Regions from separate parts of the Homo sapiens genome. Here regions 1 and 3 are each linked to region 2. A link is a contact called in ENCODE Hi-C or POLR2A ChIA-PET data. All regions are on one chromosome and are shown on one strand. Each heading gives the region's core, a stretch centred on a gene start or an enhancer-like site at or near the end of the contact. The rest is flanking DNA. Distances are from core to core; before and after follow the strand shown. Region 1 has its middle 45 kb from the start of EHHADH. Region 2 holds the start of MAGEF1 (MAGE family member F1). Region 3 holds the start of EIF2B5 (eukaryotic translation initiation factor 2B subunit epsilon).

Evidence for each region. A loop is a pair of places that touch in the nucleus more often than their neighbours do. ChIA-PET counts read pairs that join two places held with the same protein, here RNA polymerase II (POLR2A). Pooled maps may share reads with other maps.
Region 1: a loop to region 2 is called in a pooled map, with 4 times the contacts of the local background. The contact joins the enhancer-like site here to the promoter of MAGEF1 in region 2. A Hi-C loop is called at or near these places in 1 of 168 maps with a recorded cell type or tissue (B cell), 3 of 37 single-sample maps with no recorded cell type and 9 of 50 pooled maps.
Region 3: a loop to region 2 is called in a map of B cell, with 9 times the contacts of the local background. The contact joins the promoter of EIF2B5 here to the promoter of MAGEF1 in region 2. A Hi-C loop is called at or near these places in 1 of 168 maps with a recorded cell type or tissue (B cell), 1 of 37 single-sample maps with no recorded cell type and 10 of 50 pooled maps. POLR2A ChIA-PET finds 5 or more read pairs at or near these places in 1 of 52 experiments (T-cell).

The regions. Positions count from the first base shown.
Region 1 is chr3:185,297,981-185,300,680 of GRCh38, forward strand. It overlaps a transcript of MAP3K13 not described here. Among named protein-coding and RNA genes, the nearest start is that of EHHADH, 45 kb to the left of the region's middle. Within about 2 kb of position 1,416, at least 4 of the 41 ENCODE cell types and tissues checked have a DNase peak (open chromatin) inside an H3K27ac peak, as active enhancers do; they include B cell, where a contact is called at or near this core.
Region 2 is chr3:184,710,654-184,713,353 of GRCh38, forward strand. It overlaps MAGEF1 (MAGE family member F1), which reads right to left and starts at 1,411. Exons shown (of 1, transcript NM_022149.5): 1 at 1-1,411. The coding sequence starts at 1,168. The coding sequence ends at 245. LOC107986163 (a long non-coding RNA gene) reads left to right here and starts at 1,590. Exons shown (of 5, transcript NR_160768.1): 1 at 1,590-1,765. RefSeq lists an enhancer at 611-670.
Region 3 is chr3:184,134,049-184,136,748 of GRCh38, forward strand. It overlaps EIF2B5 (eukaryotic translation initiation factor 2B subunit epsilon), which reads left to right and starts at 1,310. Exons shown (of 16, transcript NM_003907.3): 1 at 1,310-1,532; 2 at 2,564-2,688. The coding sequence starts at 1,338. It overlaps EIF2B5-DT (EIF2B5 divergent transcript), which reads right to left and starts at 1,213. Exons shown (of 2, transcript NR_183721.1): 1 at 488-1,213; 2 at 1-230. RefSeq lists enhancers at 1-340, 1,210-1,269, 1,590-1,659 and a silencer at 1,410-1,519.

The sequences.
Region 1 (2,700 bases), core at 166-2,665, 590 kb after region 2:
TCTTTTAAAACTGAGTCTGAGAATTATTGCCATGTCTGCAGGCCAGAGATAAAGCAGGGAACGTGGCGACGGACTACAGGCCTTTCAGTAAACTCTGCAGTACCTCACTAAACAAAGCTGGTATTTTTGAGGCAAAAGATAAGAATATTTAGCTAAATGGTGTTCCACTTGCAAAATGTGCTAGTTCTTATTTGATTTTTTTCTTCTTTCTTAGAAAGCTTTCTCTTTTCTATCTTTTACTTAGAGATAAATATTACATTTGAAGTCACATCTGTCCCACACCATTTTTTTCAGGGTTGAAAGAGGAAAACTAAATGAACCATAGACTTAGGGAAATAATGGAAATATGTATGTTTTAAAAAAACCATTTATGTTCCACGTATTTCAAGGAAAGGAAATGAGGAGAAACATTAAGAACACCACAGAACCATTAAAATGGACAACTCAAAGGGAAAGTATTTTACCAAAAGCATTATGTATAACATGTTGCTGATTAAATTTGTGTTGTTATATTTAATGTGTAAGTATACATTATCCTAACTAATTTAAAATATGTTTATTGAATTTACTTTACATATTTTATTTATTTGATGGAACTTTATGTTCATTTTTTAAGAAGTCAAGTATCTCCTCATTTTGGCATTTGATGAGTAACGGGAGAAAACCTGAGAAGAGACAGAAGTAATGCAAAGGTCACCGTATCTTCCAGCATAAGTGATGTAGAAACAGAAAGATCTTATTTTCAGTCAAAGTGGTGAAGTGGCAGAAAGAAAATATCCCCCAACTGGTTTGCTGACACTAATTTTGCCATATAGTGAGGACAAAAAAAACATGTCTAGGCGTTTAACTCATTATCTCCTAAACTATGGTACACAGAATGTCTGACACAACTGCAAGAGATTTTGTAAGCCAAAAGGGTTCTGTAATGACATGTTTGGAAAATGTTGCAGTCTTTTTTGAAAGTTTATAGTGTATCTTAACACGTTCCAAACGTGTAATCACAATTCTTTTTCGCTCATAAAATCTATTAATAACCCTTGGAATCATCTTTCAGGAAATGCTGAAAATTTTGCTTCTGTTTAGGATGTAGAATGTTGCAAGAGAACATTGTTCCCATCATAACAATGAGAAAAATCTTGATAATCCACAAAGTCATGATGCTTCTTGAGCTCATCAGAGAGTTGAGGTCACAAGGCAATCAGATGAACTGAAATTCCAAAGAGAGGCAAGCCCTTTTGAAGAGAGACAGGACACAGAAACTGTGTTACCTTTGGCAGAGCATAGGAGGAAGAGAAGGCACCGTAAAGGTAGGTAAGAAGAAAGCAGCTAAAACTGTAATGAATTCTTAAAGGCTGAATGTGGGCTAATGTAACATTTCAGAATAACGGGAAGCCCCAGTCACAAAAGGAGCCTGCACTCACTTGCAAGCTTTCTTCTGTGGGCCCTTGTGTTACTTTCCTAGGGCTGCCAGAATGAAGTACAGCAATGTGCTGTGTAACAACATTTCAGTCGATGACCCCATCTTCATATTGCTATCTTCTCTGTATGTCTGTCTGTTTTCTCTCTCTCTCTCTTTTTTTTTTTTTTTTTTTTTTTTGAGACGGAGTCTCGCTCTGTCGCCCAGGCCGGACTGCGGACTGCAGTGGCGCAATCTCGGCTCACTGCAAGCTCCGCCTCCCGGGTTCACGCCATTCTCCTGCCTCAGCCTCCCGAGTAGCTGGGACTACAGGCGCCCGCCACCGCGCCCGGCTAATTTTTTGTATTTTTAGTAGAGACGGGGTTTCACCTTGTTAGCCAGGATGGTCTCGATCTCCTGACCTCATGATCCACCCGCCTCGGCCTCCCAAAGTGCTGGGATTACAGGCGTGAGCCACCGCGCCCGGCCCTCTCTCTCTCTTTTTAAAACAATTTTTAAAGATACAGTACAGTAGTGTTAACGGTATATATATTGTTGTGAAACAGATCTCTAGAACTTCTTCATCTTGCAAAACTGAAACTCTGTACCCCTTGAATAACTCACCTTTTCTCTCTTCCCCATTCTACTAGTAGCACCATTCTACTTCCCATTTCTAAGAGTTTGACTATTTTTGATACTTCACATAAGTGGAATCATGCAATATTTTTCTTTTTGTGGCTGGTTCGTTTCACTTAACACAGTGTCCTCAGAGTTCATCTGTGTTGTAGCATATGATAGGATTTCCTTCTTTTCTTTTTTTTTTTTTTTTTTCAGACAGAGTTTCACTCTGTTGCCCAGGCTAGAGTGCAGTGGCACGATCTCGGCTTATTGCAACCTCCGCCTCCCCGGTTCAAGCTATTCTCCTGCCTCAGCCTCCCGAGTAGCTGGGACAGGCACCCGCCACCACGCCCAGCTAAGTTTTTGTATTTTTAGTAGAGATGGGGTTTCACTTGTCTCGAACTCCTGATCACAGGTGATCCACCTGCCTTGGCCTCCCAAAGTGCTGGGATTACAGGCGTGAGCCACCACGCCCGGCCCTATTTCCTTATTTTTTTTTTCTTTTTTTTCTTTTTCAGATGGAGTGTAGCTTTGTTGCCCAGGCTGGAGTGCAATGGCGCCATCTCGGCTCACTGCAACCTCCAGCCTCCCAGGTTCAAGCAATTATTCTGCCTCAGCCTCCTGACTAGCTGGGACCACAGGTGCCTGGCATCACGCTGGCTAATTTTTGTATTTTTAGTAGAGAC
Region 2 (2,700 bases), core at 161-2,660:
ATCCATTTTACAAAACCAGCAAAACTCTACAATAAAATCCTACAGGAAAAAGTAGACCAATCTCATTTACAAACAGCATTTTAACAGTAATTATTAAATGTTACAAAACATAAGATACAAAATCTAAATCCTTAAAGTCACACGATTTCTACAGAAATAAGACCCTCGCCCCACCCATATTACTTATGACTCAGGACAGTAGTTCGTCCTCACGGGGACCCACTGGCCAACTTTTCACCAACCCTCACCAGAGGTGGATGCCGGCCCTAGCACTGGCCCTGGCCCTCATACTGGCTTCAGCTCTGGCCTTGGCTCTGGCCCTGTCGGCCTCGTCTGCTAGGGCCTCACGGTACTGCACTGGCCAGTGCTGCGGTTCCTTCTTATGCAGTTTGGCCACGAACCCCAGGACTTCCATCTTGCTGATTTCCAGGTTGCTTCGGGGACCCCAAGAGAATTCATATTCTGGTGGATTGGTGTGAGGCACCCGCCTGTAACTGAGATATCGCTGCTGCACAAAATCTTCCATAATAAGCCTCTTCGGATACCCAAAGAGGAAATGATACTTTGAGGGTTGCACCCCCAACCGACGCAGCATCTCCCAGACCTGGGCCTCCCTGGCGCTATTACCTCTCATATAGATAAGGCCCAGGATCATCATTAACAGACCCAATCTGGGGCCATCTCCTCCCAGATCCTCCTCCTCCTCCTCCTCCAGAGGTTTTAGTTTGTTGATCAGGATGTAAGTGTGGTGCTTGCGGTCAAACTGTTTCAGCTCAAAACCAAAGACATACCGCAGATGCTCTGCGGCCCTTGCGATGATGTCCGGGAACAGAATCTTCAAGTCTCCAATAACGTATTTCACCATCTCCGAGCGTGTGATGGGACTCTTCTTCTTGTCTTTCACCAGGAGGAACTGCACCAACTCCGCCACCGTCCGATTCAGCCGGCGGTAGGCCCTGCGCCTTGCCAAGGCTTTGGCCGCCAAGGCCCTCGCGCCTTTCCGGGTGAGGGCGGGCTCCGCAGCCCCCTCCTCCCTCCCGGCGCCAAGCTCCTCCTTGGGGCGCTCCTGCGAGGCGGTCGGGGCCCGGGTCTCACCATCATGGCCGCCATCCTTCTCCCCCTCGGCCTGCGGGACCGGGAGCCCCCTGCTCTCTGGTGTCTGCAACATGTTTTCGGGCAGGCAGGTGCAGAGCGCGTACACGGGCCGAGGGGTGTGGGAGCCGCCGCGCAAGCCCCGGGGGAGGGGTTGGACAGCGGCAGTGACGGCGGGAGTACAAGGAGCAATGGCAGCGGGAGCTTTGTGGCTGCTGGGCCGCACCGCACGGGAGTCAAACCTGCGGCCGCAACGCCGCCAGCAGCCGGAACCTGCGGCGCGCAGCCTCAGTCCGCGCCCGCGCGAGGGGCCACTTCCGGCCACCTCAGCCAGGACGGCGACCCTAGTGCCGCGCGCAGCCCCTCCTTTTCCGGTCCCTTCTGGGTTGGGGGTGTGCCCAGGCTGCTATAAGTGGAAATGCCCTGGAGGGTGGGGACGGGGGTGCGCCCTGTGACGGATTTTAGGCTTGAAAAGTCGGGGGCGGGGGAATGTAACCAGGACTCTCCCATCCAAGGCATGCAGACTGGGGAATGTTTCGGTGTACAAGAGATGAAATAGGGATGGAGTGCCCCCCACGTTCTTTCTGCAAGTGCCTATTTGTGAGTGTGTGTATCTGGGATTTTCAGTGCTTTACCGGGGCTCTTGTGCAGAGTGCACGGTGAAGGCTGCGAGGTAAGACTGTGCGAACCAATTAGTAAAGGATGCTAGGGAGACTGAAATTTATTCTGGACGTAAAGAGAAAATACTGCAGCGGGATTTAAGCAAGTGAGTGTCCAGACCAGATCTGTGTCTTCGGTTCTGGCGGTATTGTGGAAGATAGATTGGAGTTCGGCCGGCTAAAAGCTAGAATCCAGTTTGGAGGATTATTATAGTGCAAACTAGGAACTGGGACCCGGCCTATTTACTGGGTTGTATCCTCGGTGCCTAGAGCAGTGCCTGACACGGAGAGGAACTCAATAAATATTCAATGGATCATTATGATGAGGGAGTAAGGACAGCAGATTCCATGGGGATAAGAGGAAAATACTGAGAAGTACAGCAGGAATAGGGACTGGTTGGAAGAAAGGGGAAGTTTGTTCTTTTTTTTTTTTTTTTTTGCGCAAGTCAAATTTGACTACTCCCATGTATTTCTTTTCTTTTTCTCTTTTTACACACTCTGAGCTTTCTTCTGCTTCTTGCTCCTTCCTTCCTTCTTTCCTTCCCTCCTTCCTTCCTTCCTCCCTCCCTTCCCTCCTTCCCTTCCTGCCTTCCTTCCTTCCTTCTTTCCTTCCTTCCTTCCTTCCTTCTTTCCTTCCTTCCTTCCTTCCTTCTTCCCTCCCTCCCTCCCTTCCTTCCCTGTCAGAAATGCCCTCTCTATCACCTCCATTTCTCCAAATCCTGTCCACTATTCAGGGCCCAGTTTAAACATCACCTTCCCAAGCCTTCCTTAGTCACCACGCATAGAAGTTATTTACTGTCATCTCTGAATCACCTTAGCAATTGTTAACATCCACATATATAGGCTTTATTAGGTGCCAGGCTCCGTTCTAATCACTTTTCAAATATTAATTCATCAGATTCTCACTAATGTAGGTACTAATACCATCATCCCCATTTTATAGATGATT
Region 3 (2,700 bases), core at 60-2,559, 580 kb before region 2:
TTCAGCCTTTCCTTTTCTAGGATAAATCAAATGGTTTTCGTTCCGCACCCTAACGAGGCAAGAAATGACAAACTCCTCGGTCCCCCTAGGCGGGCGCCGGAGCACGACGGGTCAAGTCGGAATCGCCACGTGGAAACAGCTCTCAGCATCGCGAACTCCAAATCCCGACGTGCAACGCGGGGCGGGATGGGAACAGTTTGCAGGAACTGCAGAAGCCTGTGGCGTGGAACCTGGACAGGTCCCGTGCAGAAAGGGCGCTATGCCTTACAGAAAAGTTCCTTGCCTCCCAAATGACGCCCAGCCTTCCTGCCCCGTTCCACCGCTTTCCCACGGCCCCGCCCCTCTACAGAGTTGGTTTATTCCCCGCAGCCACCGCTTCTTTCCCCAAAGAGAAAAAGGTGCTGCTGCGCCTTTTCAAGCCTTGGACCTTTACGCCCGCACTTTCCTCTGCCCAGAAAGCTTACTGCTTAACTCCAGTACAACTTACTGGTGCGCCTGGATCCACCCCCGTCTCCACTCTGCTTAAGACACAGGAGGCTGATAGGCTGGAAGAATGAATAGATGACATAAAATAGTCATTGTTATCCCCACATAACTTGGCAGCAAGATTGTGGAACTCTGCAGTCAGACAGATCGGGTTCCAATACCAGTTCTTCCACTTACTAGCTGGGTAAACTTCCTTCATCCTTCTGAGAGTTCAAGAAACGTTTGCTGAACGAATGAATAAGATGTTTTGCAGAGATAATGCTTGTATCGTGCCTGGCCCAAAATCAGCGCTCAATGGAATTACTGGTCTCCCTACTATATGCCTGCCACCTTCTCTATTTATGCAGGTTCTGAGTTCCTCGCAGCGGGGGAACATCTGGCTCGGTTCTATCTCCCCAAGGCGCTGGGTTCCCAGAAGTTTCTAGAATGAATACGGAGGGCTACATATTTCACATGCGCGGGGCGGGGAAACTGCTGGGCGATTACAGATTCCCGATGGAGCTGGCCCCTTCGTGGCGACCACAAGTCCTATCACGCCACAAGAATCTCGGCTTGTTCACCTACAAATGAAGGCCGACGATACTTGCAGACCGAGTCTGACATCTATGGGACCCCACTCCTACCCTGCGCCTCAGGGGCCGGGACAACCGTGACCCGTACCGACTCCTCGCGCCTCCGGGATCAACCTCAGACCCCTGTGGGCTCCCGGGGAAGACGCATGCGCACTGCTCCCTCCTCGTCTCCTTCCCTTCGTTAATTAGTCCATCGCATTTCAAGTGCTGGATCCTTTTTGTCCCCTACTGCGTGCGGTGGCAGCTTCCTTGCGGAAGTGGTGACCGTGAGAGAAGAAGATGGCGGCCCCTGTAGTGGCGCCGCCTGGTGTGGTGGTTAGTCGGGCTAACAAGCGCAGCGGCGCGGGGCCGGGAGGCAGCGGTGGCGGGGGAGCCAGAGGGGCGGAGGAGGAACCGCCGCCGCCCCTACAAGCAGTTCTGGTGGCCGATAGCTTCGATCGCCGCTTCTTCCCCATCTCCAAGGACCAGCCTCGGGTGAGCGCCGCGCACGCGAGCAGCCAGAGGGCAGGAAGGGTGGCAGGGCTGGAGCAAGTTCTCATTTCGGCTAACTACAACAGCATGCCCTTGAAGGACCTGCGTCTATGCTGTTATCCTAAAACCGGATGCAGAGGGACTGTCTAAACCCTGATGACTGCTGACCAAGTTAGTGGCCGGCAGATTTGGGCATTCGTAATGCTGTCCACCTCGGGTTTGAAAGGAATGAAGAGAGCTAAATGTAGAAACAGCGCTTGAGAGAAGCCTTCACGCGGGGATTCAGTGCCCCTAGAAGAGGCTGCGCCGCTTTTAACCTTGCCGATGACGGTTGCTTAGGTGAAAAGAAACGACCTTTTGCCTCTGAAAGGGCGGTAATATGCCTTAAAAAGAGCGGGCTAGATCTCAGGCAGTGTATTTTTTTTTTCCTTCCAGGTTCTAATGATAGCCGGTGCTATCTGTCGAAAGGACAAAATGGGTTTAGTGGTTGATTGCCATCAGCCCCCGAGTTGTCTAGACAATGGGGTATTGGACTCAGCTGGGTCGTTCAGCAGTCAGTTCAGAAAGAGGGAACTGCATTGGATTTAAGGAAAATCCTCTCTAATTCCCTCGAAAAAGCCTAATGGCTGTTCATTTTTGACAAGTGACGGGAGATGGCTAACCTCTGACACTTAGAAAGGGATCAAGGAAGGAAATCTTATGGGGAAGAAGGCCTTAGCAATGCTTAAATTTATGGAAATATGATTGATTTCCAGTATTATCCTTTGCCAGCAGTGAACTGCCATTCTGTCACAGCTCTGTGTCTGATACAAGGCACATAGATTCTGTACTTACCATCCCCAAATTGCAATGTCTCAGACTCAGGCTTAGAGCATGGCATGAACATCAAAGGCAGGAACCTGTTTATCTTTGAATTGGAAAGATACAGCAAAATTACACTGTTTGGAAATACGAATAGAGGAGTGAAAATTGTTGCAGTGGGGTACCCAAAGGGATTCGAGACCTCAAGTTTTTTTTCATCTTGTATCCTTCAGGTCCTCTTGCCCCTGGCCAATGTGGCATTAATTGACTACACTCTGGAATTCCTGACTGCCACAGGTGTACAGGAAACATTTGTCTTTTGTTGCTGGAAAGCTGCTCAAATCAAAGAACATTTACTGTAAGGCCCTGC